Linked DNA regions of Homo sapiens: regions 1, 3 and 4 are each linked to region 2. A link is a loop called in an ENCODE intact Hi-C map of the cell type or tissue named here. Cell type or tissue: GM12878. All regions are shown on one strand. Region 1 has its middle 70 kb from the start of UST. Region 2 overlaps UST (uronyl 2-sulfotransferase). Region 3 has its middle 33 kb from the start of SUMO4. Region 4 overlaps UST (uronyl 2-sulfotransferase).

Region 1 (8,000 bases), 80 kb before region 2:
ATTAATTTACTCTCAGTCTTTCATTGTTTTTCTCCAAAGCACTGATTGACCCTAGCAATGGCCTTTATGTTCTATATTTCTTATCCTTTTTTTCTCTATCTCTAAAATGCCTCACACATTGTACCTGTCAGTAAATTACCTTACATCAGTATAATATCTCAGTTCATCATGGTAACATTTTTAACAATTGCATGCTACTACATGTCAGGGTCTACCAGTAACTACCAGCTGTGATGGGATCATCATTGCCAGCTGCCTGCAAGTGATCTAGCTCCAAAATCTCATTTTAGAGTCTGCTCTCTCAGACTGCTTCTGGCACTAGCTGTTACTAGGCAGGTTTCCCAAGCAGCAGACTCTGATAAAAGATTTGTTGATAGGTGCATTAGGGCATGCTCACAGGAGTGAAGGAAATAGGATTTTCAGAAAAAGAAAATTCAAGCTGTGATGCAATCAATAAAGATCTCAGCCTATCCTATGATCCATTCTGGAGCTATGATAGTTCTGCAAAGCTGTCCAGAATTGGGGCAAGGGAGATGGGCCTTTACACCTTTACATTGACCTGTCATTGGAGGAGGGCTGTTAAAAGGAAGGGGGCTTGGCCTTAAACAATGGTGCTCACTTCAGCTGAGGGAACATGCCAGAGAAGGGACCAGCTGGCAACAGTCTGATGCCAACACTCCTGGAAGCTGGGAGAATGAGAGCTTCAGTCCTGGAGGCACATATTTGTGCAGCATACTGTGGCATCCATCACATCCATCTTGCCAGAATCCACACTCCTTCTATTTTATTTCCCTGCTTTCCTCAACATAAAGCTTCTACTTCATGATCCAAGGTGGTCTCTGAGAGGAGTGGAGATGATTACTCAATTCTCATGCAGGAAAAATAGAGAAGCTAATATGGATGCAGGTGAGGTTGTAATTTGGTGATGGGAATATGAGGAAGTTCAAGTCTGATGTCTTTCTTTTTGGAAGAGTATGAGTCAAGGTAGTTGGCTGAGATTTGAGGAAGGAAACCTGAGGAGAGAGATGTTATGAAATGCTCATCTCAGAGAGTGGAGGGGCGGCTTCCTGGAGAACCACAGATGACTGCTGGGCATCATTGACAGACATTTTGGGATTTGTGGTCATTAATTTAAAAAAGGAAACCAAGTAATCCACATGTGCAAACAGCAGAAACCCATTTTAGCTATCTTAAGAACAAAATGGAATTTAGTGGAAGGATTAGATAGTAAAAAGAGGTTGGTCCAGACACCACTACTTTCACATAACAAATGAATGCCAAGAGTACTCACTGGCCTTGCTAGAGTCACAAAACATTAAGACTTCAGGAGAGAGTATCTGCTTGGCAGAGCATGGCCCTTATGGGAGGGAAAAGAAAGGCTCTGGCAAGAAAGCAGTTCATCTTTCTGAGCAAGGCACAATGGGAGATTCTCTTAAAGGCAAAATTTTAGTGCTGCTGGTTGGTGACAGATGTGGGGACTAGGGATACAGAAAGCAAATCCTAGCAATTCCCCACAACAAGCTCCCAGCAGTCTATCGTCTATAGTCAGGCATATCCATAGCTCACTTTCCCTAACTTAGCAAGTCAAAGAAGAAAAGCAAGGACACCAAACACAGGAACAAATGATCAATAACACAATTTTTCTGTTTAGGGACATTTTCATAAGTGCTTACAGAGAGCTTTATGGAGGAATCCAACAATATATGTCAAAAGCCATTTAAAAGTACATACCATTTGACCTAGCTGTCTAAAAATGGAGAAAAGGAGCAAAGTGTTTTTATGTTCTTTCAATTTGGTTTAGGGGTGGTCATATTTATGTTTAAGTCTTCAGGGATTAAAGAAAAGTCACAAATGAAGATATTTTTGTTATGCCCCACAGTAAGAAAATCACCTTTAGCACTGAGCTGTGGTAATAGGCCAACTATGCTTTGTGTTAATTCATTTTTATTTTTAAACAAGGCAGAATTTGCTTTAGGAGGTACTTTCCTTTTAGCAGGTCTGTTCATCGAGATCACACTGTGTGATCTATACCTTACCATTTTATCCACCTTATAAATGGCAAATGGTGAGGATGATGAGAATGTGGATACACTGAGCAGAGTATACCAGAAAAAAAAAATCCACTGACTAATAGTTGGTGACAAACATGATTAGAATATACGACATGGTTTCCTGTTAATTCTACCATTTCAGCATCTGCTATGTGTCCTTACTGGAGCTGGTCCAGGGAAGGTGGAAGACACAAAGACAAAATAGATACAGTTTCTAGTCTAATGATTTCATAATTTAGTGGAAAGAACCTGTTCTTTTTCAGAGGACCTCAGCTGTTGGGCTCCTCTTTCCTTTGGCTTTGCCTATGCACGTGATGTCTAGAACTTCAGCAGCCATGTTGTGATAGTGAGGCTGCAGTTATGAGAACAAAAAGTCCTGTAAGAATGAATAAGCAGAAATATAGAAAGAGTCTGGCTCCCTGATGACATTATTCAGCTGCTTGCATCAACACTGAGGCCACTGACCCTTTATGAAAACAACAAATGTCATTATGATTAAGAATAGGTCTTCATTTTCTTACAGCTCAAAGTGTTCCTCAAGGTTACACATGAAATACTGGAAGGCTAGAAATTTTTAAATCTGAGGATCTAGTTTAAAATTTTACATTAGGTTTAACTTTTCCCAATAGTAACTTGCAAACGTTTTAAATCATTTCCTTCAACTCCCGTGACACCATTTTTGTTGCAGAAAGCCTTTTTCTCACGTGGGTACATTATATCCGAAAAGATACTGAGGGTGGTGCTTTTCCTATGATAAGTTCAGTATTCCCACTGATCTGCAGGGATACATCCAAGCGGATGCTTGAAACAAACGATAGTACCTGTATTAGTTAGGGCTGTCTAAAGGGATAGAACTAATAGGATCGATGTGTATATATATAAAGGGAAGTTTATTAAGGAGTATTGAGTCACACCATCACAAGGTGAGGTCCCACAATAGGCCGTCTGCAAGCTGAGGAGCAAGGAAGCCAGTCCAAGTCCCAAAGCTGAAGAACTTGGAGTCTGATGTTCGAGGGCAGGAAGTATCCAGCATAGGAGAAAGATGTAGGCCAGATGACTAAACCAGTCTAGTCTCTCCACGTTCTTCTGCCTGCTTTTATTCTGGCTGCACTGGCAGCTGATGAGATGGTGCCCACCCAGGTTGGGGGTGGGTCTGCCTTTCTCAGTCCACTGACTCAAATAGTAATCTCCTTTGGCAACACCCTCACAGACACACCCAGGAATAATACTTTGCATCTTTCAATCCAATCAAGTTGACACTCAATATTAACCATCACAGTACGAAATCCTGTTTACACCGTTTTTTCCTATACATACCTAATGTAAAGTTTAATTAATAAATTAAGCAAGCAAAATATTAACAATAATAACTAATAATAAAATAGAACAATATACCATAATAAAAGTTATGTGAATGTGGGCCGGGCATGGTGGCTCATGCCTGTAATCCCAGCACTTTGGGAGGCTGAGGCAGGTGGATCACCTGAGGTCAGGAGTTTGAGACCAGCCTGGCCAACATGGTGAAATCCTGCCTCTACTAAAAATAAAAAAAATTAGCCGGGCATGGTGGTGGGCACCTGTAATCCCAGTCACTCGGGAAGCTGAGGCAGGAGAATCTCTTGAACCCAAGAGGCAGAGGTTGCAGTGACCTGAGATGGTGCCACTGCACTCCAGCCTGGGTGACAAAGAGAGACTCCATCTCAAATAAATAAAATAAAATAAAACAAAATAAAATAAAATAAAGTTATGTGACTATGGTCTCTCTTTCTCTCTCAAAATATCTTACTGCACTGTAATCATCAATCTCCAGACCACAGGTGACCATGGATAATTGAAACAAAAACTACAAATAAGGGGAGGAAATATCAGTAAGGGTAAAACGAATCTAGCCAGAAGGCAAAGTTGGAGATTTTTCTCTCTGCTATTAGGTAGATAGATATATTTTCAGCACTATCCTCAGAATAAATTAATTAAAAGACTATGCTAAATGTTTTCAAGTCTGGTTCTGAAATAACTCCTTCAATTAGAGGTTATTTTTAGCTTCCTTTTTCTAAACTTAAATGAAGAACTTTTACATTTTTCTGGCGTTTCAGACTATTCTGTTTCTGTAGCTGCCATTTAAAGGTAGATCAGAAGAGAGGTAGACGGAGACTGAAATTCCTAATTTCACTTCCTCTTTTTGGTTTTCAAATTAATGAGTTGTGTACGACTGGGTGCGTGGGAAAGCATGCACAGGCCAGTGTCTTCCTTGGTTGTGTGATATCTCACACTTGCCCATGTCATGCGGCAGCATAATTTTCCATTAATGATCTGATTTGGCCCATGTGAACTTCACCTCCTACCCACATTCATAGCAGCTTTTGCTTGGGAAGGCTTTGCATTTTCTTCATGACTGGAGGTCACAATACTAAAAAATCCGTAGGAAAATAAAGTAATGGGCCTGCTAATATGTTTAATGGCTTTAATAGCATTGAAAACTAATATGCTTAATGCTCATTTCATTCATAGTTGCCCTTGGCATGATGGATGGCAAGATTGTGCATTTATGCAGAGGCAAAAAATGGCCCAAATGTCACTGTGAGTGTGATGCAGGAGAGTGAGAGAGAAATGTTACGGCAGCATTATGAAATCTCAACTCCAATCCATCTTCACAGGAAATAATTACATTAGGTGAGAAAAGGGGCAGCCAACCATGAGGCTGGTGCTAGCTTAAAGGAATTTGGTTCATTTGTTGAAAAGCAGAAATTCTGAAAGCCTGTGCTGAGTGAATTATCTTGAGAGCAAGACCCATAATAGCATAGAAAGAGGAAGTTCTGAGACATGACAAATTCTGAATTGGGGAGATCACCTTTTCTTTCACAGCTTTCTTCCTAGTTCTATGGTTACATTATGGGCTGTGTTCTAGAGCTTTCCAGCCTTGCCCTCTTTGGTCTATATCGCATTCCTTAGGGCACTATTCGTCGTAGGTAAGTGGATTAATTAATTCGGGTCACTACATCAGTATGTCGTGAACTGGTCCTACACAAAGATGTTTTAGATGAGGCTCTCTGGAGAAAAACCTCAAGGGTCATCAGCAATTGGGAATCTCAGTAATACTGTGGCCCTGGCAGGGCTCTCAAGCATTTGCCCATGCCATCTGGACATGGGGCTGGTGCTGGAGAGACAGCACTAGCATTCTGAACTGTGAAGATAAAATTTGCTGGGACGATGAACCTCTTTAGTAGATTCCACTGCCTCAGCTTTCCAAGGGCCATAGGAGAGGACAGTATTAGTCTTTCCTCTTCCCTCAGGGGCCCAAACACCATCAGGGGCCTAGACAGGAGAGGGGGCTACAAAAGAGGAAGTCCTCAGAATTAGAAGCAAGCTGTGGGTACCGTGAAACCCTTTCCTCACTGATAGTGAACATCCATGTGGACACGCAATGGCCAATGACTGGGTCTAGAGACATTGACTTGCTCACCAAGTGACAGCATCTAAAGTGGCTATGACTCCTCATCATGGTCTTACTCGGTGATATGGTTTGGCTGTGTCCCCACCCAAATCTCATCTTGAATTGTAGCTCCCATAATTCCCACATGTCGTGGGAGAGACGTGGTGGGATGTAATTGAATCATGGGGGCAGGTCTTTCCAGTGCTGTTCTCATGATAGTGCATAAGTCTCATGAGATCTGATGGTGTTATAAAGGGGAGTTCCTTTGCACATGTTCTCTTGCCTGCCACCATGTAAGACATGCCTTTGTTTCTACTTTGCCTTCTGCCATGATTGTGAGGCCTCCCCAGCCATGTGGAACTGTGAGTCCATTAAACCTCTCTCCTTTATAAATTACCCAATGTCAGGTATGCCTTTATTAGCAGCATGATAATGGACTAATACACTCAGCCTTACAAGGTCCTGCCTTTCCCATCAACTCATACAGGGGCTTGTGATGCTTACTGCAGAGGAGAACTTTTAAACAATATCTCTTTAGGATAAGTAACAGTAATGTGACCACTGGGGTTTTTGAAAGATTCCATTCTAAGCCAAGGCTTATAGGGCATAATGCTTTACTATTCTAAATTTTCACCACAATTTTAGTGTAGCCGTAGCATCTAAGCATTTGTGTTTACTAACAGCTGCTCACCCCCAGGTCTTAAACAAAGCATTCTGTATGAGTTCAAGTTTTTGAGGATCCTTAGGACTTTACTTGGTGACAGGCAATTCAGTAATTTTAAAGGTTAAGGGGATGGGCATGGTGGCTCATGCCTGTAATCCCACCACTTTGGGAGGCTGAGGCAGCAGATTGCTTGAGGTCAGGAGTTGGAGACCAGCTTGGCTAACATGGTGAAACCCCATCTGTACTAAAAAGACAAAAAAATAGCGGGGCATAGTGGTGCACGCCTGTAGTCCTAGCTACTCAGGAGGCTGAGGCAGGAGAATCGCTTGAACTCGGGAGGCAGAGGTTACAGTGAGCCAACATAGCACGACTGCCTGGGTGACAGAGCGAGACCCAGTCTCAAAAAAAAAAAAAAAAAAGTTAAGGAATAAAGAAAATGACAGTTAGTGAGTCTTCTTAATTGTTCTGGATATTCTGAAGACAGCCTAGCTACCAAAGCGTCCTGAAGCCCAGTTATTTTATTGATTGCCCCACCTCACCTAAATAATTGATTTTATAATTTACATTTGATTCCATCATATTTGAGCTTTTCCCCTGGAACAAATTTATAAGGTAAACTCTCCCAGATGAAAATAAAATTTCATTTACCAACTTTGACTTCTAAATGGTTTATTGATACCCTTCATTCATCTCTCAATTTAGAAGATCTATTTAAAAGGAAAGATAAATATAAATTACAGCATGGATAGTAATCTTTTCTTTCAGCAATTACTAAGTGGAATTTCATTTTGTTGACATCTAGGAAAGAAGTCATCCCTCAAATTGCAATTTAGTAATACTCCTCCCTTTCTTGAAATGAAGGAGCAGCTCAAATTTGGCTTAATGGTCCCTATTTTCTGGCCCCTATAGTTACTAATTCACATGTTTGAGGTTACAGTTGCATAGACCAAAAATTTAGAAAGGAATTCTCCATGATCAAAAATATGTAATTTAGTGGAAGGTTCAGAGCCACGTTAAGGGCAGCAGTTGTTTCTTTAGGTATCAAACACAAGCACCCTGTTTAGCAATGCCATAACAAAGCATAAGCAGTTAAAGTGGAAAGACGAATGGGTAAAACTTTACCAGTCAAACTACATTTTTAAAAGAATCTTTTAAAAAGGGGCTGAGTGTGGTAGCTCATGCCTGTAATCCCAGCACTTTGGAAGACTAAGGCGGTAGGATCACTTGAGGCCCAGAGTTTGAGACCAGACTGAGCAACATAGACCCCATTGTTACCAAAAAAAAAAATAAATAAATAAAAAATTAGTCAAGCGTGGCACATTATCTGTAGTCAGAAGTCTAAAGCTGGAGGATCACTTTGGCCCAGGAGTCCAAGGCTTCAGTAAGCTGTGATTGCACCATTACACTCCAGCCTGAACAACAGAACACGACCCTCTCTCAAAAAAAAAAAAAAAAAGTATGTGGAAGTACTATGTATCCAATATTTCATTCTCTCAACTGCCATTTGAAATAGGCATTGGTAATTCCATTTTACAGACGAGAAAACAAGACTCAGATTGTTTAAGTAACAATCTAAGTCTTTCCCAAGGACGCAGAATCGTGAGTGGTAGGTCTGGAACTGAAGTTCTAGCAAGCTCAAGCTCACTGTCTTCCCCCTACATGATGTGTCTGTGCATAGGACAACTATAGTAAAATCAACCAAGACAATTATCTCTTTGTCATGAATATATTATTAAATTAAGGGCAGAAAAGTTATCAGCAGCTTCTACTTGAAGAGAATCTGCTTTGCCTGATCTGTCCTTCATCTGTATTCTTCTATCTTCTCTCCTTTACCTTGCCATCACCATATAAGACA
Region 2 (8,000 bases):
TGCCATTTCTTATTTTCCATTTTTTTATTATAGCCATCTTAATGGGTATGAAGTGGTATATTCATTGGCGTTGTGTTTTGCATTAATGATGTCGAGTATCTTTTCATGTGCTTGTTGACTGTTTGTATATCTTCTTTGGAAAAATGTCTATTCACATTTTGCTGATTTTTTTTTTTTTTTTGAGATTGGAGGCTCGCTCTGTTGCCCAGGCTGGAGTGCAGTGGCGCGATCTCAGCTCACTGCAAGCTCTGCCTCCCAGGTACACGCCATTCTCCTGCCTCAGCCTCCCAAGTAGCTGGGACTACAGGCGGCCGCCACCATGCCTGGCTAATTTTTTTGTATTTTTTAGTAGAGATGGGGTTTCACTGTGTTAGCCAGGATGGTCTCGATCTCCTGACCTCGTGATTCGCCCGCCTCGGCCTCCCAAAGTGCTGGGATTACAGGCATGAGCCACCGCGCCCGGCCACTGATTTTCTTTAAAAAATTTATTTCCATAGGTTTTAGGGGAACAGGTGGTATTTGGTTACGTGAGTAAGTTCTTTAGTGGTGATTTGTGAGATTTTTGTGCACTCGTCACCCAAGGAGTATACACAGAACTCAATTTCTGGTCTTTTGTCCCTCACCCCCTTCCCACCCTTTCTCCCTGAGTCCCCAAAGTCCATTGTGTCATTCTTATGCCTTTACATCCTCATAGCTTAGCTCCCACTTATGAGTGAGAACATATGATGTTGAGTTTTCCATTCCTGAGTTACCTCAGTTGCCTATTTTTGAATTGGGTTGTTTGTATTTGTGTTGTTGAGTTGTAAACATTATTTATATATTCTTAACAGTAGACCCTTTTCAGATATATGATCTTGCTATTAATTTGGGGGTTGGGAAATATGATACTGACTTAAATACAATACTGTTATGTATTGTTCACTATATTATAGGTGTTCACCTTATCAAGGAGCAAGAAATTAGTTTTATATGTAAATGAGTTTTAAAGTGTTAAGTACGGTACCTGGGTATATAGTAAAACCTAAATAAACTCTAAAGATGGATTGAAAACAAGGATCTGTTCTAAAGAATCCTGGGGGTCTTGTTTTACAGTTATGGATTACTTTGAATATTAAACACTTTACATTTATCTCTAAGGTATGATAATTCATGGATAGTTAACACTTAACCTATTTTAGAGATGTCACAAAGATTGCTGTGACTTGTATGTGGAATATGAATTTAGCTAATTTTTGAACAGCAGATTATAGTACAATGGTTATATTTTGTCTTTATATTTGCTCACTAGAATGGAGCCGATGAGCTCAGCAGGAGAAAACATTTGGGTTTATTATGTTCCTTATACAATATATGAAGCAACCAAGGAAATCTTAAGCATTCTCATGAAATTGGAATTCATATGCAATTTATTTTGTATTCATGTTGTGGTATAATATGAAGGACAAATATATAGGAACAGTATTTGCTACGTATGTTTCTCTTGAGTAAAATAACTTATGAGTTTTAAGAAGAAATATTGTTTTTACAAAAATGACAGAAAATTTTAGTAGGTTTCAAAAATATATATAATCAAAATAAGAAGCTCTAAAATAACTGCAGTCAATTAGATGCTGCTTGGCCTCAGTTTGAATAATTGGCAACACTCTCTGAAATGGTCTGCCTCTATGTCTCTACCCAAATCTCATCTTGAATTGTAGTTCCCATAATCCCCACATGTTGTGGGAGGAACCCTGTGGGAGGTAATTGAATCATGGGGGCGGTTAACCCCCATGCTGTTCTTGTGATAGTGAGTTCTCATGAGATCTGATGGTTTCTTTTTTTTTTCTTTTTTTTTTTAATACACATTCCCCAAAACTGGATTACTGGGGTCCAGTATTCCAATTATGAGCATTTTTAATTTATTAAATTTTGTTAAATATTTTAGATCAAAATGTTGAAGTAATTTACACATAATTCACATTTCCTGCCACCTCCACAGAGCTAGATGTCATCTCTATAGTTCTGGTAATCATCCAGGTGAAAAATGGTAATATTTTTTAATTATACTTTAAGTTCTAGGGTACATGTGCACAACGTGCAGGTTTGTTACATACGTATACATGTGCCATCTTGGTGTGCTGCACCCATTAACTCGTCATTTACATTAGGTATATCTCCTAATGCTATCCCTCCCCCCTCCCCCCACCCCACGACAGGCCCCGGTGTGTGATGTTCCCCTTCCTGTGTCCAAGTGTTCTCATTGTTCAATTCCCACCTATGAGTGAGAACATGCGGTGTTTGGTTTTTTGTCCTTGTGATAGTTTGCTGAGAATAATGGTTTCCAGCTTCATCCATGTCCCTACAAAGGACATGAGCTCATCCTTTTTTATGGCTGCAAAGATCTGATGGTTTCATAAGGGGCTTTTCCCCTTTGCTCAGCACTTCTCTCTCCTGCCACCATGAGAAGAAGGATGTGTTTGCATCCCCTTCTGCCATCATTGTAAGTTTCTTGAGGCATACCCAGCCATGTGGAACTGTGAGTCAATTAAACCTCTTTCCTTTAAAAATCACCCACTCTCAGGTATGTCCTTATAGCAGCATGAGAACGGACTAATACACTGTCATTCAAAATTACCAGGGAACCAGATATAGCTGCTTAGTCTTGAAGCTACGCCATACCTCTTGGTCTGTCTCAGGGTTTATATTGATTGTCTATAATTTCCCCAAAACTGCCACTGATTCATTTTTGTTGTCTCGCTGCCTGCTTAGACTTCTGCTAATGTCTTTGTACTGATTGTTTAGGAAGGTACAATTCCAATTAGGATCTCTAAACTCCTGTAAGTATTTGTTTATTTCATGATCTCTTATGAAGTTTTGACATTCTACCTTGTATTGTGATCATCTGTGAGCAAGCACCTTGAAGGGAGGAAGCTTATTCAGTGCTTCGCATCCCTGCTCTGACATCTCTTCTGGGTGCTCCACACAGGCCCTCAGGAAGTGGCTGTTGATTCAGTATATTTGCTGAGCAACTGTTCTTCACTAGGATTCCAAATCCTGCTTTGTTTGGTCTCTATTTAGAGAATATGGGGAGGGATGCCAAGAAGGACTCTAGCTCAGTTGATGCCTTTAGCCTATTTCTTTCTTGCTCTTTGAAGCTGATGCTCCAAGCAAATACATTACAACCACTTATGACATATGAGTACATATAGTTTTGTTTAGAGGTGGTTGCCCATTCTAGAGTGTAGTGGTGCCATCAGAGCTCACTGCAGCCTCAACCTCCTGGGCTCAAGCCATCCTCCCACCTCAGCTTCTTGAGAAGCTGGGACTACAGGCACAAGCCATCATACCTGGTAACACAAACATTTCCTTCTGTGCACAGAGATAACTGTCCACTTCTTACCTTTGGGCATTTGGAATTACACTTTTAGAGCTCTCTCTGTAATTAAGAATAGCTGAGATCAGTTTAGAGATTTGTGTGCATACAGTTAGAATGCAAACTTCTTGTTACTTGTCATTTTCTGAAATCCTAGACCAGTTGTTTTGGAAGTTTGCAGAATAGCTGTTATTTCTGTAGGTTAGTGTCTTCTTTAGGTAGCAATTTGTGTTAAATTAGCCAGTATGTTTCAAGCATGACTTTAAGTCATGAAGGAGATGAGACCGTGGAATGATGTGATTTTTGAAATAGGGACTGAACAGAGTTTAACCTAGAACTGCAACACGACCATACTGTAAAATTAGGTCTCAATCCACCAACCCATTTACACTTGTTTGGTGAAAGATACTATAATAACCTTAAGTCATGGCTTTGATTAGGCAATTCTTAGTTAATTCATTAATAGATGATTTAAATAACCTATTACCTTTAACTGTACTGCATTTCTGGAAACACCATTGCTGTTTTTTAGTTCAAGGAGTACAATTTTCATAATCTTGATGAAAGAAAAATGAGAATATTCTGAGACATATGAATTCCTTTGTTCAGTCATTCAACAAATATTCATGGAAGGCCTTCTTTGGGGCAGAAGCATCAGGCAGTAGGAAGGATATAGGTTTTGGAGCAGAGCTCCGGGTGTGAAGCACTGTGTTACCATTTATTAGCTGGGACAGCTTGAATAATTTTATTAACTTCTCTGAACCTCTGATGTTTTGATGTATACAATAGGATTAATAATTGCTGTTTTACAGGATACTTCTCTAACCCAAGGCCTGACATTTAAGTTCAACAATTGCCAATTTTCTCAGCTTGTTCTTTGCTTCCCTTTAACTCCCTCTTCATTTAGCACACATACACATATGAGTGTACACACACACTCATATCAGAACACAGCTGGGGGAGTATACAGATTCACTGATAACCTGACTTCCAATTGAAAGAAGCAATCAAACCTAGAAATACACAATTACTTCACTAGTATTTGGCAAGGGCTCTTCAACACCTGACAAGTTCCGGTAATTCATCCATCCCACTAATTACATATATGTACCCCTTCCTGCTTCTTCTCTTCTGCTTCCTGGAGATAGTCTTTAAATGACACATTTTTTGCACAGCCTGATTTCCTCTGTTTTGAATTTATCCACACTACTTTTTTTGTTCCTGCATTCACAAAATAAAAATAGCTGTGTGGAGGGAGTATGCTGGCGCTTACTCTCTGGGATAGCCAGCTGTTCTAGGATTGCACTAGTGATCCATAAGATACATCCTTTCAGAAATAATCACAATGCCAGGCATACACTGTGCCTGCTCCCAGAACTTCCCCCATTCATGACGAAACTACCACGTCCAGTAGTACGCCCACTTTCTTTTCTCAGTTCCCACTTCCCTCTCATTGACAGTCAGAGCAAGAGCAGTGAACCGCAGAAGCAGATCTTGTGTCTTCACTTGCTTGTTTCCCAAGCTCAGCCTCTCTGTGTTGCCTTGCTCTGTTAGCCTCCAGTAGGTGTTGCGGCAAGTGAGAGCCATACCATCTGGCATGGCCAATCACCCAGTTCCTTGAGCAGTTGAAGGCAAATGCTGATTTTACATTATTTCGTAGAAAGTTGTATTTTGTTTGGGGACCTTAAAAACCCTGACCTTGTCATCCAGCACAGAGCTTCCTGCTTTAACACAAAGGCTGTTTGACATGAATGCCTTCCCATTGGATAAACAGAACCGTCAGGCAGAGCCATGCGGCTGGATGGAGGGGGCACTAGGCCTGGGTGTGCAGGGTGACCCGACAATAAGTCAGTTGTCGGTGTTAAGTCATGTGAGCCTCCAAGGCTTCAGTGTCTTCATCTCTACAATGAAGGAGTTTCATTAGATCCATGATTCTCAGCTGTTTCCGTTCCTTAGGACCCTCATCCATAGCAGTGTTTCCATAGGGTCTTGACTGTCCCTATGGGAATACATCTCAGTGGCCAGGAGAGGGAGAAAGGGCATGGCATTGGAAGTCCTTTTAAAAAAGTCCCTGAGCTCACGCCTGTAATCCCAGCACTTTGGGAGGCCGAGGTGGGTGGATCACGAGGTCAGGAGATCGAGACCATCCTGGCTAACATGGTGAAACCCCGTCTCTACTAAAAAATACAAAAAAATTAGCCGGGCGTGGTCGCGGGCGCCTGTAGTCCCAGCTACTAGGGAGGCTGAGGCAGGAGAATGTCATGAACCCAGGAGGCGGAGCTTGCAGTGAGCCGAGATCGCACCACTGCACTCCAGCCCGGGCGACAGAGCGAGACTCCATCCCAAAATAAATAAATAAATAAAAATAAAAAAATAAAAGAATGCGGCGTACGCGGTGGTTCACGCCTGTAATCCCAGCTCCCTGGGAGGCCGAGGCGGACGGATCACAAGGTGAGGAGATCGAGACCGTCCTGGCTAACACGGTGAAACCCCGTCTGTACTAAAAATACAAAAAATTAGCCGGGCATGGTGGTGGGCGCTTGTAGCCCCAGCTACTCGGGAGGCTGAGGCAGGAGAATGGTGTGAACCCGGGAGGTGGAGCTTGCAGTGAGACAAGATCGCACCACTGTACTCCAGCCTGGGCGACAGAGCGAGACTCTGTCTCAAAAAAAAAAAAAAAAAAAAAAAAGTCCCTGAGGTAATTTTTCTGTGCACTCCCAGGGGAGAGTGTTTCTTTTCTCTTGAGAATCACTGAAGTAGATCGTTCTAAGATCTCTGCTGTTCTTCAAATCATGTGCTGAAAGAGACAAGAGGTCATATAATTGTAGCAACTGAAACAAATATAAGGCTATTTTCTTTGGACCCAAACACTTATTTTAAAAATTGCAGAAGTCAAGTGACCAAGGCAAGTAGAATACACAAAAACATTTTAGGCCATCGTTGTCATTTTCTGAGTCTTAATCATAGTTAAATTTTTTCTAAAATTAAAATCAGCAGTGCGTTTCCTCCACCTCCGCCAGAACTTGCTCTAGAAATTAGGGGAAGCAGAATGTCCCCAGGAAGTCCTAAGAGAGAAGAAGCAGAGTAAGACATGGGTTTCCAGAGTTTAGAGTCTCACTATGTGATAGGTGAAAGCTGTGTTGTTGATGAGGATTTGCACAGCCTCCTCCCGGTTGCCTGCTACTGACCATCCCATTTCACTGTGGGCAGCTCCAGTGGGTAAGAGGGTTCTTCACAGTGTGGTGAGCTACTCCTTTCTAGCCTCCATCCATTTTTTGCTGTTCTTCTGGAAGCTATATAGGCTTGTCTATTGGACTTTATAGTCTTCAAATAATTGAAGATACTAAAATGACTATTATGTCTACCCTGCTCTGCTACACACATAAATCTTGTCCAGACAAATAGGTCTGTTTACCAGTACTTTCTCATCAGAAGTCATTTGAAGACACAGAAAGTAAAAACCACAAAGAAAAAAAAAACTATATTAAAGTGAAAGCTCAACAGTAACACCCCATAACCATAGCAAAACAAAACAAAACAAAACAAAACAAAACAAAAAAAAACCACAAACATCTCCCCAGGAAATAGAACTAATATGCAGGTCTTTAAAAGTTCAGTTTATCAATGAGAAAAAGATAAACCAACTCACGAGATAAATGGGCAGAGTACAGGAGCAGTCACAGAAGAGGAGACACGGCTGGCCAGTAAGCACAAAGAGAAATGAAATGGTTTTGATTCCCTTACACATCTTAGCCCCCTTCCTCTGTCTACATGGCCCGTAAAAGCCACAGAACTGAACAGTTTTCCAGTTCCCTCAGTGAGCCTGCTTTGTGCAGTGGTATGTTACTGTCAGAAGGGATCCTCTTCGAAGCTGTGGTATTTGAGAATGACTGCTCCTCCCACCGCTTTTCTGAGGGTGTTAGCAGGAGTGCAACAGAGCCTTACTTCAAGGCCCCCAGCGGGCTGGCTGGAACCCTGCTTCAGCTCCTCCAAGCACGTGCGGCCAAGTTCTGGGAGCCACGTCGATGTGGGTTGATGGGTCCCCTGAGACGCCCTCTCTGCTCAGAACACAGCCAGTAAGCCATGGGCAGATCACAACAAACAGCACCCTGCCTTCTGCTCCGCCTCCCTCCATCTACCACACTGCCAAGTTCCTAAGAAGCTTAGGGGAGAAGGAACTGCTGTGGTGCTTAGAATGCAGTGTCTTGCCTGAAAGTATTTTCTCAGTCTTTGAGAAAACAGTGGAACTGACTCATCTGGTCAGAGCTTTACAGAAATGTGATTGCAGATCTCTTGCAATTTCATTCTGCTTTAGTGTCAGAATTCATCCGACAACGTGCCAAAAAAAAAAAAAGTGTGTAAAATCACATACAGATTTAGATACTTCAAGAGGAAGTTATTTTTACCACAGTGGGGAAGAAACCAGAAAGTGCCGATTGGTGGAGAATGCCCGGCAGGGCTGAGGAAGGAGGGTGGGCACCTGAGCAACCTGGGCCTGGCCACACTCACCCCTGCAGCCTTGCCAGCCTGGCCCGGGGATTGTGGTGTGGTCACCTCTTAGCAGGTGGAGGGAGGAGTTCCTGTGTGGAAGATCTGCTTGAAGGAGGAAATGTTGATATAACCCCCGAGTGTGGAGCCAACTTCAGCA
Region 3 (8,000 bases), 680 kb after region 2:
TCCTCAACCCACTGGTCAGCTATGTCAGCTCTTCCACTACAGGAGACAAAAGCCTCCTCGGAAGCTACAGAGAGGCCCCATGGCTCTCACACCCAGCCTCCAAACTGCTCAGTTGCTCTATTATCCCTCCCAGGGGCTCAATACAGCTCAGCAGTCACAGCAACTCCACTCTCCCTGCAGCCGCTGAGCCCCCCACGTCTTTCAGATATCTCCATAGCCTGATCATGGCCTAAACTGTATTCTGCCTGGCAGTAGGAAGAAAGGGCTTCATAAGGGCACAGGATAGCATTGGCTGGATGGCTATTCCTAGGAGTGTTCTGGATCCAGAGCAAGCTGTAAGAGCAGCCGTGATGTCTGAGAAGAAGAGAGTTTTGGGCAAGCCATTTACCCCTGCCCGCCTTCGTGTTCTCATCTTAAACCCCACTTTCTGATTGGCTGCAAGGATGAAATGGTAATATATGGAAGTCACCAGCACAGTGACTGTGATGGGGGAGCACTCAAACAGCAGCAGGGAGGGAGTTGGCTCTGGGGTCCTCCCTCCCCATCCTCCCTAATGCAAACAAGCCTCGGCCTCACTGCTCATTACCATTATCACACGTTTGCTAAGAAACCCTCTTCCGGATTTTCCATCATCCTCACTCTTCTTGTCAGGATCCAGAAAGCTGTAAATAGGGCTTCAGTGACATCTATAGGAGTCTCATTCTTTTAAAAATTCAAAGCATGTAATGGCTAATGGTAGCATTTATAAAATCTGAGTAGTAGACGCATAGGTATATGTTATGACATTTTCTGCACTTTTATATGTTTAAAAACTTTTTTAAAGAAAGTTTGGGGGGCAAAAAGAATTTACATAATCCAGAGGGAATTTCACAGGAGAACTCACGGTGGGGACAAAGCCACGGGCAGGTGAGAGCAGAACGACCAGGAGGTTTGGTGAGAAAGTGGACGGGGGGGCATCGGGGGTGTTGCCCGCGACTGGTGAGGGTGGCCACGTGGATGGCTGTGGCATTCGTGGATTTAGAGAACACAGAGAGCAGTGGGTACATGGGAGCAGCGCGATGCCAGGGGGACATCCAGTAGAGCCGTTGGGGGCAGCGGGCCCCTGAGGTGTGTTCCCAGGGAGAGGCAGCCACCTGTCAATGATGGTTCAAGCACAGAGTAAAATGGCCAATGGGAGAGGGCGAGACAAGAAGAGCCGCGCCGGCACTCACAGCCAGGCAGAGCTGGAGAAAGCGCTGGAAAAGGGAGAATTGGAAGCATCGCTACATCAAAACAGCCGAATTTTGAAAAAGCAAACAGAGGAAAACGTTCACAACAGATAAAACAGACAAAAGACTGCTGTTCTGAATAGGTATAGTGTTCTTACCGTGAATAAATTAAAAACACCAAGATTCTGATCACCAAGTAGGTAAAATACTTGAATAGATGATTCACCAAAGAGGAATTAAACGTGTTAACAATCCTACGGGGAAAAAAAGTTAAACAAATGGACTTGAAGCTTTTCACCTGTCATGTTGCTGGTGTGGTGCTGATGACAGTGGTTTGGGGGATTGTTTTAATGGTCTTGCTGGTGAAGAAGTGATGACTTGCATTGCTGGTGATGGTGATGGTATACAATTGCACGGCTTTCAAGAAAGCAGCTTGGGAACAGGCATCAGAGGCCTTAAAATATCACATAATTTGCTTGCATCTAACTGGGTCAATTTATGCCAAAGGTATTTTTATTTATAATAGCAAAAAAAAAGAGACATAATGTGCAATAAGTTTAGTCTCTCCACTGGGGAAAATGTAGTTCCCACAGATCATCCTTACAGAGTTTATAATAAGACGAGGAAATGCTCATGTTATTATAAAGAGACAGAGTTTCACTCTTTTGCCCAGGCTGGAGTGAAGTGGCACGATCTAGGCTCACTGCAACCTCCGCCCCCCACCAGGTTCAAGTGATTCTCCTGCCTCAGCCTCCCAAGTACCTGGGATTATAGGCCCCCACCACCATGCCTGTCTAATTTTTGTATTTTTAGTAGAGAGGGGTTTTGCCATGTTGCCCAGGCTGGTCTCGAACTCCTGACCTCAAGTGATCCACCCGCCTCGGCCTCCCAAAGTGCTGGATTACAGGGGTGAGCCACCACGCCCGGCCATAATATTATTTTTAAAAACAGAATTTTTTTGGTCAGTGCTAAAGGAGAAAATTAACTGGTTTATCCCATATGCAAAGATGAAAGAGAAAAATGTAATGATCTCAATAGATGTAGATAAAGCATTCAGGGAATTCAAAGATTATTCACACACAAAAAAATACAACAATAACAGACTGTGAAGAAAAAAGAACCCATTCATAATAACAATAGTGGTAGAAATCTACATGGTACTCAGAAATAATTTTAATAAAATATGCACCCATACATTTGTAAAGAAAATTACAAATCATTATTAAAAGAAATAAAACATTAATGCAAACATGGCAGGGTGTTAAAATTCAAGTCAGGCAGCCACCTTGGGAGGCGAAGGCAGGAGGATCACTTGAGCTCAGGAGTTTGAGACAGGCCTGGGCAACATGGCCAAAAATACAAAAAAATTAGCCAGGTGTGGCGGTGCGCACCTGTGGTCCCAGCTACTCAGAAGGCTGAGCAGGAGAATCACTTGAACCTGGAAAACAGAGGCTGCAGTGAGCCAAGATCATGCCACAGCACTCCAGCCTGGGCAACAAAGTAAGACTCCATCTCAAAAACAAAAAAAAAAAAAATCAGGCATTTGTTACAATAGTCATATATACACATAATTTTATGTATGTTCAAAATAGTTTATTATGAATTTTAAATGAAAACATATTTAATTTGCCTTAGCTGTTACATCTTCCATCACAAAGAGCTGTAACTGCCAGGGTGCAAGTGCACGTGTTTTTTCCTGTGTTTTATCATCCTCATCCTCAGCTGTTCACTGGTTACTGGCCTGGGGCTCCGAGCTGCTAGGCTTGTGGGAACCCCATGACAGGGGAGAGAGCCAGTGGCAGTTCCACCGGGAGCGGGGTCAGATTTGTCGCCAACCCAGGTCAATGCTTGTTGTGCTACAACGGCGCCACCTAATGGTTGGTGCTGGTTCTGACATGCGTCCCTGGGTCTGAAGGGACACCAGCAGCTGTGTTGGGCAGCCTGTTTCTAGCCACTCTGTGTAAAGAGAATAAAGGATTCAGGACTGGTGCGGATTACCGTTGATCAGCTCCTTTCTCAGCTGAAGCAGACCAGCGCCTTCCCCTCCAGAGAATTTCGACTGTGCTTTTCCCCTCTGCCTTCCAGAAGTTAAGGGAGTGGAGTCCTATGTTCTGGAGGGCTCCCTCCTGGCATCCTTGCCAACACTATCGCAATGTTGGAAGCTCTTTAAAAATCATGCCTCAAACCCACATTTGAAGTGAGATTTGAGGGGGAGAACTATTTCTGTAGTCGGATAGGAAAAAACCGCATGGAATGGGAACATACTTTATCCATTTCAAAGCGAGTTGGTCAGTGATGCTATATAAATGTGTTGGGGTGGTTTTTAGAAATCACGGAATGTTAGGGCTGGACAAGACCTTAGAGATATGTTACTAATTCCCCACAAGGCATTTGAATGTCGAAATGTCCAAGAATGTACGTGTGAAACTAAGAACAAAATTGACCCAATAATACTATATACTAAAATTACTAAATTTTACTAAATATACTAAAATACTAAATACTAGTATTTCTAGCATTACACACACGTGTTCCCACACCATGCGATGAGGCGTACCTTTCTCCTTCCACGTCGCTTATCAGTTCTCCACATCTGCACAACAACAGACCACTAACGAAGCTGACTGCTTACTTGTATTGACAGGGAAATCATCAACAGCCTGAGTACTTTGTGCTTCAAAATTACTGAAAAGCAGGCCAGGCACAGTGGCTCCAACCTGTTATCCCAGCACTTTGGGAGGCCGAGGTGGGAGGATCACCTGAGGTCAGGAGTTCGAGACCAGCCTGGGCAACATGGCGAAACCTCTTCTCTACTAAAAATACAAAGATTAGCCAGGCGTGGTGGCACATGCTTGTAATCCCAGATACTCGGGAGGCTGAGGCAGGAGAATCACTTGAACCTGGAAGACAGAGGTTGCAGTGAGCCAAGATGACGCCACTGCACTCCAGCCTGGGCGACAGAGTGAGACTCTGTCTCAAAATAAAATAAAACAAGATAAATAATAAAATAATAAACATTAGAATAAATTACTGAAAATCTGTATCTTCATGGAGCAACAGTTGTGTCGCAGAGGCTGCAGAGCATCCCCTAGTCACTTCCTTCAATTAGTTTTATGATGTACTTGGATAACAATGTCATGATAATTGCCAGCATTTTGTGCAGTAATTCTGTCAAGCACTGCACTTGGGGCTGTATTTACAGTAGCTCGTTTAGTCTTCTTGATGATCCAATATGCCAGATATTCTTTGCACCCTTTTTACTGATGAAAAAATTGAGGTTCAGAGAAGCTAAGATGCTTTCCTAAGGACACACAGCAGGTGGTAGGAGGTAGAGCTGAGATCAGCAGCTAGGCTGCCTGAGGCCAAGGCGGGCTTAGCCACAAAGCAGCAGGTAGCAAAGAAGCTCTGTCCCATCACTGCTCACAGGTGTAATGGAGAGATCCCTGGATTGGTCCCTGTCCTTCATAGTTGGAACCCAATACTTATCAGCTGAAGGATCTCAGACAAGTCACCCTGTGAGCCTCAGTTTATCCATAAAATAGGACTTATAATCTACCTCACAGCACCATGAATTAATATGAAAAGTACATAATACAGTACATGGAAATTTGCTTGATGAATGCCAACATGCCACACAAATGTAAGTTGTCTGTATTACAATATATTTCCCTCCTAGTTTTAGTTAACCATTTTTGGAAGCTTGTTTTTTGCAATGACTATCCTTACTCAGCAAAGCTTCTGAAATGTTCCTTATTTACGATCTTATGAAATGTTTGTGTGCACACTGTGTGATCATCTAGCAAGTCAGTCATTCTTGGCTACTATTTAAAAGTCAAAAAATAAAAGATGCTGGCAATGTTGCAGAGAAAAGAGAACACTCATAACAATGTTGGTGGGAATGTAAATTATTCAGCCCCTGTGGAAAGCAGTTTGGAGATTTCTCAAAGAACTAAAAATACAACTACCATTCACCCCAGCAATCCCATTCCTGGGTATGTACCCAAAGGAAAATACATTGTTCTACCAAAAAGACACCTGCACTCGCATGTTTATTGCAGCACTGTCCACAACAGCAAAGCCATGGACTCCACCTAGGTGCCCATCAGTGGAGGACTGGATAAAGAAAATGGGGCTTCCCTTTGCAGCAACATGGATGCAGCTGCAGACCATTATCCTAAGTTAATTATCACAGAAACAGAAAACCACTTACAAGTGGGAGTGAAACCATAGGTATACATAGACGTAAAGATGTAAACAACAGACCGGGCGCGGTAGCTCAGGCCTGTAATCCCAGCACTTTGGGAAGCCGAGGTAGGAGGATGGCTTCAGGCCAGGAGTTTGAGACCAGCCTGGGCAACATAGTGAAACCCTGTTCCTACAAAAAATAAAAATAAAAAATGCAGCTCATGCCTGTAATCCTAGCACTTTGGGAGGCTGAGGCGGGCGGATCGCCTGAGGTCAGGAGTTCGAGACCAGCCTGACCAACATGGAGAAACCCCACCTCTACTAAAAATACAAAATTAGCCGGGCGTGGTGGCACATGCCTGTAATCCCAGCTACTTGGGAGGCTGAGGCAGGAGAATCACTTGAATCCGGGAGGCAGAGGTTGTAGCGAGCCAAGATTGCACCATTGCACTCCAGCCTGGGCAACAAGAGTGAAACTCTCTCTCAAAAAAAAAAATGTCATTCTTAACTCATTTTTACCAAATATAATGTTAAAAAAAGAAAAAGATGTGTACTGACTCTCAATTTTATGAGCCATTTTGAATGGGTGCCATGATGTGGAGCTAGATTAAGATGGGGGAATTAATGGAAAAGATTTGGGTGTTTATTTCATATTTTTCCCATTAACATTCAATAGTCTTTTTTGGTAAACTTCTAAGAAAAAATAATTAAGTAGATCCATTAATGAATAAAATGATGATATTGGTCCACTAAGAGGATGTGAGTGTGGAAAGTGAGGTGTGATGAAACTGACAGATGAAATATCTGGCAGATGAAATAATAGATATAATTTTTGTAACTGATATAGTGTAAAATAAAAGCAAGACATGTATTCTTGTGTGATTTTTGTTTTTTTGTTTTTTGTTTGTTTTGAGATGGAGTCTCACTCTGTTGCCAAGGCTGGAGGGCAGTGGTGCAATCTCGGCTCACTGCAACCTCCACCTCCCAGGTTCAAGTGATTCTCCTGCCTCAGCCTCCTGAGTAGCTGAGACTACAGCTGCCACCATGCCTGGCTAATTTTTTGTTGTTGTTGTTGTATTTTTGGTAGAGACGGGGTTTCACTATGTTGGCCAGGCTGGTCTCGAACTCCTGACCTCAGGTGATCCACCCGCCTCGGCCTCCCAAAGTGCAGGGATTACAAGCGTGAGCCATCGCGCCCAGCCTCTTGTTGTCATTATGACTGGGGCTGCTGAGGGTTCTCTGGACGTGGGAGAAGGTCCCGTGCTGCAGGGTGGGAAAGCCACAAGGCACTCTGACTTTAGCCCCAGGAAATGGAGACAGAGAAGACAGAGCTGCCTCCTCACTCCTGGGCGTGGGCCCAGGAAAGGTCTTCTTCCCCCAGATCATGCCTCCTATGCTGTCTTTGTGGAGAGTAGGCTTTGACGAGGACGTGAAGGAGGACGGTGGAGAGAGAATGGGGTCAACCAAGGGCCCTAAGTGATTGTCCCACATCAGTCTCTTACCCTGGGCTGGTGGTGACTTAGCCCTTGACAACTTACCTGATTCTGAAGGTCGTGACGTGACCAGAGCAGGGAGACCATAGATGCAGCAGTGACAGTCAACCCTCCAGAGGGTGACAGTAGGGGCTGGGGGAGGCCGGTGGCGGCTGGGCCCGGGGCTGGCCTGTGCTGTGGACTCTTCCCAGGACCTTGGTGCAGCCAGCTGCCCCATCCCAGGCCCAAAGCTCTGCCATCTGGCTTCTTGTGATTTCTATTCCGAGGCTCACAGCAAGACCATCCTCCCCGTTCCTCCAGATGTTCCTGTCTCTGCAGACACTGGAGCAGAGAAGGGTGAGAGCCAGTGCTCAGAGCTGCCCGGCCATTTGCCTTCAGGGGTCATGGGCTTGTGAGGAATCAGGGTGACCCTCATCCAGTTTGCCTGGGACTGAGGGGTCCCCCAGGATGCAGGACTTTCAGTACTAACATTGGGACGGTCCTGGGCAAGCTGAGGTGATGGGTCACCAAGGATCCCCAGGATTCCAAGTGGCTCCAGGCTCTTTGTCTCCCTCCATTTGGAGACCGTGTCCGTCCTGTACCCACAAAAGTGCTCAGTGGCCTCATGGCCCAGTGGCTTTGTGGCTGGGTCAGCTGCAACTTTGGATCCCTGATATTTTCTCCATGGGGCAAGAGCGATGGGTGTTTGGCAGCCACTGTCACAGCCTTTGAGGTGATAACAGCACTGTCGTGGGCCACAACCCCCAGCATGGGCTGAAAACAGCCACAAGCCTGCCTGGACTCACAGCCACACTGAGATTAGTGCCAGCAAAGTGCCCTCTGTAGGTGGGACAACCGTGCCCCCTCGACTTACTCTGCGAGGAGCTTAACGACAGCCCTGAGGTGCCGGGGCCCGGGGTCACGGAGCTCCCGTAGCCGAGGACAGTGCTGTTATCACATCATGCCCAGCACTACCATGCCCAGCTATTTTTTGCATTTTTAGTAGAGACGGGGTTTCACCATGTTGCCCAGGCTGGTCTTGAACTCCTGGCCTCTACAAGGCCTCTACAAGTGATCCACCCACCTCGGCCTCCCAAAGTGCTGGGATTACAGGTGTGAGCCACCGCTGAGCTAC
Region 4 (8,000 bases), 73 kb after region 2:
TGATTACATCGGGCCCACCTAGATAATCCAGGATAATCTCCTGAAGTCTCTTTTGCCATGCAAGGTAATACATTCACAGGTTCTGGGAGTTAGGCCATAAACATCATTGAGGGCCATTATTCTACCTACCAATAAATAAGGGCATTGTTGATACCGCCTGAAATGCAGAAGATGCTTGTTGTTCTATAGTGCATGTGGTTTATGTATGACATAAAGTATGACTCACTTTGGGGTACGCTGGCAAATGGACTTTTGGACAGTTCCAATTATCATCAGAATAGATTTGCTAATTTAATTCTACTTTTTAGAGTGGAATTAGATTCTGAAGTTTTAAAATTACGTGAGATTTGTTCTTCTAACAGAGGAGTCTGTAGCCTTTCATTGAAAAAAGAAGAGTCTGGGGCCGGCCGCGGTGGTTCACACCTGTAATCCCAGCACTTTGGGAGGCAGAGATGGCCTCACTTGAGGTCAGGACTTTGAGACTAGCTGGACATCATAGTGAAACCTTGTCTCTACTAAAAATACAAAGATTAGCCAGGCATGGTGGCGCATGCCTGTAATCCCAACTCAGGAGGCTGAGGCAGGAGAATTGCTTGAATCCAGGAGGTGGAGATTGCAATGAGCTGAGATCACACCACTGCACTCCAGCTCGGACAACAGAGCAAGATTCTGTCTCAAAAAAGGAAAAAAAAAAAGCGTCTAAACTCCCGAAGAGAGGATTCAGTGAGAATATTAGTCATGATCCTGGCTTGCCATTTTCTTAACTTTGAAATTATTCTAGTTTGTAAAAAAAAAAAAAAAAAACCAACAACAAAAACACTAATTGTGAATTAGATTGTACTCTGTATTCATTAAAAGAAAAACTTGACATGATATTTAGATGAACATATGCGGTTTACTAAAACAGATGGTAGAGAATTTTTACCCTCAAGCATGTATTTTTAAAAGTGTGTTTTTGTTTTTATGACTTTTTGAAGTGATTGGATTAAGGAGAGTAAGAAATTCTTCCTATAACAATCTATTTTCATTTGTTCTTTTTGGAGAAAAAAAGCTTTTTCATAGAGGTTGTCAAATGTTGCCATATGTTTAAGAATGAATTTGAACCATTCACTTTCTGAATCTTAATCCCTTCTGAATTATACGTAATTTGACAGAAGTCAAATATGTTGACTTCTGTCAAATATATATATTTGTCAAATATATCTGTCAGGATATATGACGTCTGTCAAATTACGTATTTGTTCAACTTAGGTCTGATAGTGGATGCTCCTAAGTACTTTGTTAGTCTATATTATTTATTTATTTATTTATTTATTTATTTACAAAGAACACTATAATTGTGCTCTTTCACTGGTTTTTATTTTAATGCCTGACTTGAGGTCAAGAATTATGTGTAGAAAGAGCACAGACAGAACAAAATCATAAGTTAATAATGCCGTTATATTACTGGAAAAATTAAGCATGCAGAGCTAGTTATAGCAGTATAATATTTTGGGAAAATATTTAAATTATCGTATGCTCCTTAGGTTTTAAAAACCTATGTTTCATTCACTTAAGACAAGCAGATAATGTGCTATTAAGAGCACAGACTCTGGAACCAGATTGCCTGGGTTAAAATTCTTGGCTCTCACTTTCTAGATTTATGTCCTTGGCAGGTTACTTGGCACCACTTGGTTTCACTTTTCTCACCTGTAAAATGGAGAGAGGACTAAATGAATTTATGCACATAAAACACTTGGAGCAAATAAAAGTATTTGCAATGATGATGATGATTGTTTATTATTATTATTAAGCTTTGGAGCAAAAGTATTCATTAAGTAATCATTACTGACCACCTACTAAGTATCAGACACTTTTCAAGTCTTAATGAATCATTAAATTAATCAGATCAACATCAGAAACAATTTAATGTTACAGTAACATTTTATAACCAATAGTACATTGCGGTTAACTTTTCATTAGTGTTCCATTTGAATAAGTCAGCTGAAAACAGATTTGCCTCTTCCTTAAAAATTAGAAAGCACATGCTATTTATTTGGGAGGGAACAAGCAGGAATTGCTCAAAATATACATAACCTACCAGAAACACAATGGCACCAATTCCTTGGAGTAAGAAGTGGAAAATTCATTTAAGAAGAGATGTGCTCCAGATCTAGCTGAGGGTACCCAGGGACAAAGTGGACATTTCAAGTTAAGCCCTGGGATGGATGGATGGATGGATGGATGGATGGATGGATGGATGGATGGATGGATTTTAGTGACGTTTAAGATTAACCATGTTTCACATTGCTAGAGGAAAGAGGTCTTAATGTACGTCTTTATATGGGCGTGCACCTCTGCACCTGGGTCCGCTGTAACCATGCATATGGCTTTGGCCTTGCTCATCCCACACAGCCATGTGAGCAGGCACCCTCTGCACTAATGACCCTCTCTAGGCCCAACTTCCCTATCTGGAAAATGCAGAAATCTTCAGCCATGTGTGAGCATCATTGTGAAGCGGGCAGAGCACATGGGCTAATTATATATTGTATGAGATTCCAGACACAAGAATTAAGTGTTCTCTGTGCTGTTCAGTCTACTTCCAAAATCCGGCTCAAATCCACCCCACTCTCACCATCTCTACTTGCCCTTTTGAGGCCATCATTTCTCTGCTGGACTCTGCACCAGCCTCTCCCTGTGATCACTGTGTTCTCCTGGTTTCATGACTCACAGACGAGTGTTCTCCTTATTTTTACCCTCGGTTTGTTTGGAATGGTTGGGGGTTCACTTTTATATATTCAGAAACACTTGTTTTAATACTTTGTTCTTTGTAGTCCTCTTCTTTCTAATAGTTACTCATAGCTTCAATTCTCAAAACACAAAACAATTTTACCAACCCATCATTATGTATTTCTCTACTTGCTTTGGTCTGACCTAGGGACTATTATTTTGGAAGGTGTTTTAAAAAGTAATTTCATAGTTTGTGACTTAAAGTGCAAGAACATCCTGGGGTTAGTAGCACAGGAAAAGACTTGCATATCACTTTGTTAACATTTAAAAACCACCAGGCACTACACTTAAAAGATGGATGATGAATGCCACATAAAGCCTACAACTCCTGAAGCCTCTTGTCCATGAGGCTGGGTGAGTGAAAAACAGCAAAACCTGAGATCTGTGATTTTTAAGGTAATTGGAGAAACCAATACCTCCCTAAAATAGTTCCCTTAATAGAGTGACTTACTGAATTGCTCAAAGTTCAGACATGAGGAGGTGCTTTGTAGAATTTGCTGGAAACTGGACCACACCCACCAATTTCTTGCCAGTTTGTGGCAAGTGGGCCAGGTTTTGTCTGGCAACATGATGCATGCATTCAAAAACTGTATTTTCTATTATCCTTTCATTTCTACATTTATAGTATAACTAGTTTAGAGCACAAAAGAGATATGGCAATTAATATGGGAAGTGATAGACCCAACACATATTCTATCCAATTCTATCCCCACAAAGACGACCGGACTAAGCAGCAGCCCCAGGGTCTTGCCGCATCGTTTCCTTTCGGGAGCACTCACCCACAATGTGTTGGGTGCCACAATGCACTGAAAATGTGACCACTGCCCTTGATCATAGAACTATGGAACCTTAGTGCTAGATGAGACCTTAGAGGTTTTCTAGTCCAGTGGTTTTTTGGATTAGAAACTAGGAAGAGCATTACTTGGGGACTGTCAAGTAAAAACATTTTTAAAAATTCTACCATCAAGAAATTACGCTAAGTGAAAGGAGCAAGATGCAAAAAGACACTGTTTTATGATTCCACTCATTTGAAGTACCTAGAGTAGTCAAATTCATAGAAACGAAAATAAAATGGTGGTTGCCAGAGACAGGGGGGAGGAGGAAATGGGGAGCTATTGTGTAATGTGTAGAGTTTCAGTTTGGGCTAATGAGAAAGTTATGGAGAGGGATAGTGGTGATGACTGCACAACATTGTGAATGTATTTAATGCCACTGAACTGTCCACTTAAAAATGGTAAATTATATATGTATTTTGCCACAGTAAAATTCTGCTTTCATCACCGTTGCTTGAAAGAAAAGAAATTTTTACATTGAAAAGAAAGGAAAATTAAAAGAAAGATGAAAGAAAAAGAAAGAAAAGGGGGGGGTGGGAAGAATCAATCTTGAAGGAAATTCCTTTAAAATGATTAAATATAACTTTAGGAAGCAGATCAACACATTGCCCTTTGTGCCCTTTGCTTTCGTCTTTCTCACAGACTAGACCAGCGCCGACTGTTTCGCAGCCACATACCAGCATCTGGAAGCTACTGTAACTTCTGCGGTACAATTCTCTCATTTTGCAGATGAAAAAATTCAGGTGCAGAGAGAGGAAGTGTCTTTTCCACAGCCACAGGGTGTATTTGTGACTGGGACAGTCATTTCATGACTCACAGACAAGTATTCTTTTTACTTTATTATTATAGGAAATTCGCCTTATAGTTTAGTTTTGTTTTATTAAGTCTTTATTGCTATTGGCTTCAGATTTAGTTATCACTTATAGAATCCCTTCTGAGTGCCAGGCATTGTATTTTCTATTTTCACTTAGCAGACATTTATATAGTGCTTATCGGAAGCAAGACACTGTGCTAAGTGCCCGACAAATAAGAAGTCATATAATCCTAACAGTAACCCTCAGAGATGAGAACAATTGTTATCCCCTATTTTAAAAATAAGGAAAACTAGCTGAGTGCGGTGGCTCATGCATGTGGTCCCAGCTACTCGGCAGGCTGAGGCAAGAAGATTGTTTGAGCCAAGGAGTTTAAGGCTGCAGAGAGCTATGATTGTGCCACTGCATTCCAGCCTGCACAGAGTACAGCCCTATCTCTTAAAAAAAATAAAAAAAAGAAAGTAGGTGGGGTGGAACTGAGACCCAGATTGCTTAAATACTTTCCCGAAGTCATATATAGGGCTAGTAAGTGGTGGATTCCAATTCAGTTTTGACTCACTGCAGTTAAACTCAATTACCCAACCTGATGATAAACAATGGGTCTAATACTTGTAAATACATTTGGTAGAATATTAATTGACTTTACTTATTTATTTATTTGAGACAATCTCTCTCTATTGCCCAGGCTGGAGTGCAGTGGCGCAGTCTCAGTTCATTGCAGCCTCCACCGCCTGGATTCAAGCGATTCTGCCTCAACCTCCTAAGTAGCTGGGATTGCACGCATGCACCACCACGCCCAGTTAATTTTTGTATTTTTAGTAGAGACAGGGTTTCGCCATGTTGGCCAGGCTGGTCTTGAATTCCTGACCTCAGGTGATCCACCTGCCTCGGCCTCCCAAAAGAATATTAATTGACTTTAAACCAAACACCGTAAATGTGTTCTTCCTGACTCTGAGATGTATCTGAGGATATTGTGAGATCTTTATTGAAATCATCCAAAATGGGATGCCAAGTTTTGGTGTGCATATTAATTTTTTTTAATCCTTGAAAAAACTATCAACTGAACATCTTGCTTATGGATATAATTTACATGTCTTAGTATGAAGCCCTTAGGATCTGAGTACAGCACAAGTGTAATTTAAAGATGTAGCTGAGACAGACCAAAAACTGATCAGCATCCCATAGAGTGAAATAACCATGTGCCGCGTTAGGTTGGGGTGATGGTGTCAGGACTATCACACATTGAGTTGGTTATAAACCTGATGGTGATTTAGTTGTTTGGAGGAGCATTTTCATCAGAAGTCCAAGTAATCTTGCATTGGAAAGTGAATTAGAAAATGCAAATCCAGTGGCATGAGCCTTAGGATACAATACCTTATTAGAGTTGGGATACCCAGTGGTGCAGTGTAGTCAGTTTCTATTTGGAGCTCGGTCAGATGAGTTTTAGTTGATATTTAGGTAAGGACTCAAAACTCCTGAAGTATTATATTCTTTGATTTGTTTTTCAACTTGCTTCTTAAAATTAACAAGCAATGCCAAGACAGTATTGTATTTCTATCTTTTCTTTGTCATAACTGTCAGAACAAATAGCCCATAGAAAAGCATGAGAAAAAGCCTTCATCTCAAATCGTTAATAACAAGAAAAGAAAGTATAGGAGCTCCCTTATCCAACACCATTTGATGGAATCATTCTTGACCCCCTGTCCTCCTGAGAAAAAGCACCAGATCATTCATGACCTTCTCACCACTGCTTCATTTAGGACTATGAAGACAGTATCATAGGGTATAATGAAACAGTTATCTGCAATGATAGAAAAATAGTATAAGCATGTTTTTTAAAATTGTGGAACCTGACCAGGCGCAGTGGCTCATGCCTGTAATCTCAGCACTTTGTGAGGCCAGGGCGGACGGATTGCTCGAGTTCGGGAGTTGGAGACCAGCCTGGGCAACACGGCGAAATCTGTCTCTCCAAAATATACAAAAATTAGCCAGGCATGGTGGCATGTACCTGTGATCCCAGCTACTTGGGAGAATGAGTTGGGAGGATCGCTTGAGCCCCGGAGGCAGAGCTTGCAGTGACCTGAGATCGTGCGACTGCACTCCAGCCTGGGTGAAAGAGAGAGACCCTATCTGAAAAAACAAAAACCAAAAAACGAACCCCAACTGTGGAACCTATAGAAAGAAAACTTAGCCTTGGCTTTAAATGAGGAGAACCAGAAAGTTCCAGGGAGAAAAAGTATATGTTCAAGATGAAAAGGATACCTTGTGGTCAGGGAAATTTAGGTGGAGGACAAGCAGGTTATAGATGTTCTAGTTTTGCTGGAAATAGTGTCACCTTTCCAACTGCCCACCTATAAACTTCACAGAGTTGTTCACTGTCTAGATCTCCAGCTCAGAGAAGCAGAGTGATTAAAATTCAACATGCATGAATCTCAATATTATTTTTGAAAAACATGCCTTTAAAACCACCCATTTCATCAAAAAGGTTAAAGGGAAAAACATTTCTCAAGATCTAAGCACAGTCTTAAGGGCTGGCGTAAACCGTGACAGTTTAAGAATGAAGTGTTTTTCTTATCAATATGAGCATTCTGTGAAATGGTTGATTTTGACAGAGGTAGTTGCTGTGTTGACCTTTTCACCGTCTTGTTTTTTGTTCATAAATTGATGCTGTTATTGAAACAATATGGGTAAGAGTCTGTCTTAGATATGTAATTTTTTCCATTTATTGTCTCCATGGTTTTACTTTGTTTAACAGATTTTAAAGACTTCAAAAGAATAGCACTAATATACCCAGGAGAAAAAGTCACATAAAGTTATAAGGTTCATTCCATTTTAACCGTGAATACATTTAAACAAAGATAAATAACATCCAATGTCAAAATAATCTTAATTCCTTGACCACATTTTAAAAATAAAACAATTTATTACCATTTAGTTACATCTTACAGGAAAACCCTTAGATACCAGTAGGTAACCATTAGATTTTTCTAGGTGAAAGTAAATCATTTCTGAGGAAGCATTCTCTTTACCAAAGCAGCATTATTTCCAATAAGGAAGCCACTCATTCATTTAGTCCTTGGTTTATTAAACAGTTACTGAGGCTGGGCACAGTTGCTCATGCTTGTAATCCCAGCACTTTGGGAGGCCAAGGTGGGCAGATTGCCTGAGCTCGGGAGTTCAAGACCAGCCTGAGCAATATGACGAAACCCTGTCCATACAAAAAATAGAAAAAGTAGCCAGGCATGGTGGTGCACGCCTGTAGTCCCAGCTACTCAGGAGGCCGAGGTGGGAGGATTGCTTGAGCCTGTGAGAAAGAGGTGAACCGAGATTGCGCCACTGCACTCCAGCCTGGGCAATAGAGAGAGATCCTGTTTCAAAAAACAAGAAAGCAAACAAACAAAAAACAGTTACTGAGGGCATACAATGAGCTAGGCACTATGCTATGTGGGGGGATTTTTAAATTTGAAAAATACAGACCCTGCTATCATGGCATCCACACTTTTAAAGATAAATTTCTTCCACAGTTTGCTAATAGAAAACAGCCATTTAGCATGACCTATTAATATGGAGTGCCCAAAGTATACAA

The links. A loop is a pair of places that touch in the nucleus more often than their neighbours do. Peaks named below come from ENCODE experiments on the same cell type or tissue, not always from the same donor. Only the 100,000 strongest peaks of a DNase experiment are listed, where the experiment ranks them.
Region 1: a loop joins it to region 2, with 10 times the contacts of the local background. A loop is called at or near these places in 2 of 110 quality-filtered maps.
Region 3: it touches region 2 in a loop (4-fold over the local background); 8 of 110 quality-filtered maps call a loop at or near these places.
Region 4: it touches region 2 in a loop (4-fold over the local background); 10 of 110 quality-filtered maps call a loop at or near these places.

The regions. Positions count from the first base shown.
Region 1 is chr6:148,673,470-148,681,469 of GRCh38, forward strand. No RefSeq gene overlaps it. Among named protein-coding and RNA genes, the nearest start is that of UST, 70 kb to the right of the region's middle. In GM12878, no CTCF peak of the experiment used is centred here; DNase peaks (open chromatin) are centred at 4,202 and 4,762; H3K27ac peaks cover 2,053 bases.
Region 2 is chr6:148,753,831-148,761,830 of GRCh38, forward strand. The region is part of intron 1 of UST (uronyl 2-sulfotransferase); the gene reads left to right. LOC107986659 (a long non-coding RNA gene) reads right to left here. Exons shown (of 2, transcript XR_001744408.2): 1 at 7,002-8,000; 2 at 4,074-6,149. Among named protein-coding and RNA genes, the nearest start is that of UST, 11 kb to the left of the region's middle. RefSeq lists enhancers at 6,888-7,638, 7,892-8,000. In GM12878, no CTCF peak of the experiment used is centred here; DNase peaks (open chromatin) are centred at 4,851, 6,131 and 7,351; H3K4me3 peaks cover 1,823 bases; H3K27ac peaks cover 3,453 bases.
Region 3 is chr6:149,429,098-149,437,097 of GRCh38, forward strand. No RefSeq gene overlaps it. Among named protein-coding and RNA genes, the nearest start is that of SUMO4, 33 kb to the left of the region's middle. RefSeq lists a silencer at 2,878-3,164. In GM12878, CTCF peaks have their summits at 682 and 3,080 (motif pointing left); a DNase peak (open chromatin) is centred at 3,044.
Region 4 is chr6:148,826,940-148,834,939 of GRCh38, forward strand. The region is part of intron 1 of UST (uronyl 2-sulfotransferase); the gene reads left to right. Among named protein-coding and RNA genes, the nearest start is that of UST, 84 kb to the left of the region's middle. In GM12878, no CTCF peak of the experiment used is centred here; no DNase peak of the experiment used is centred here.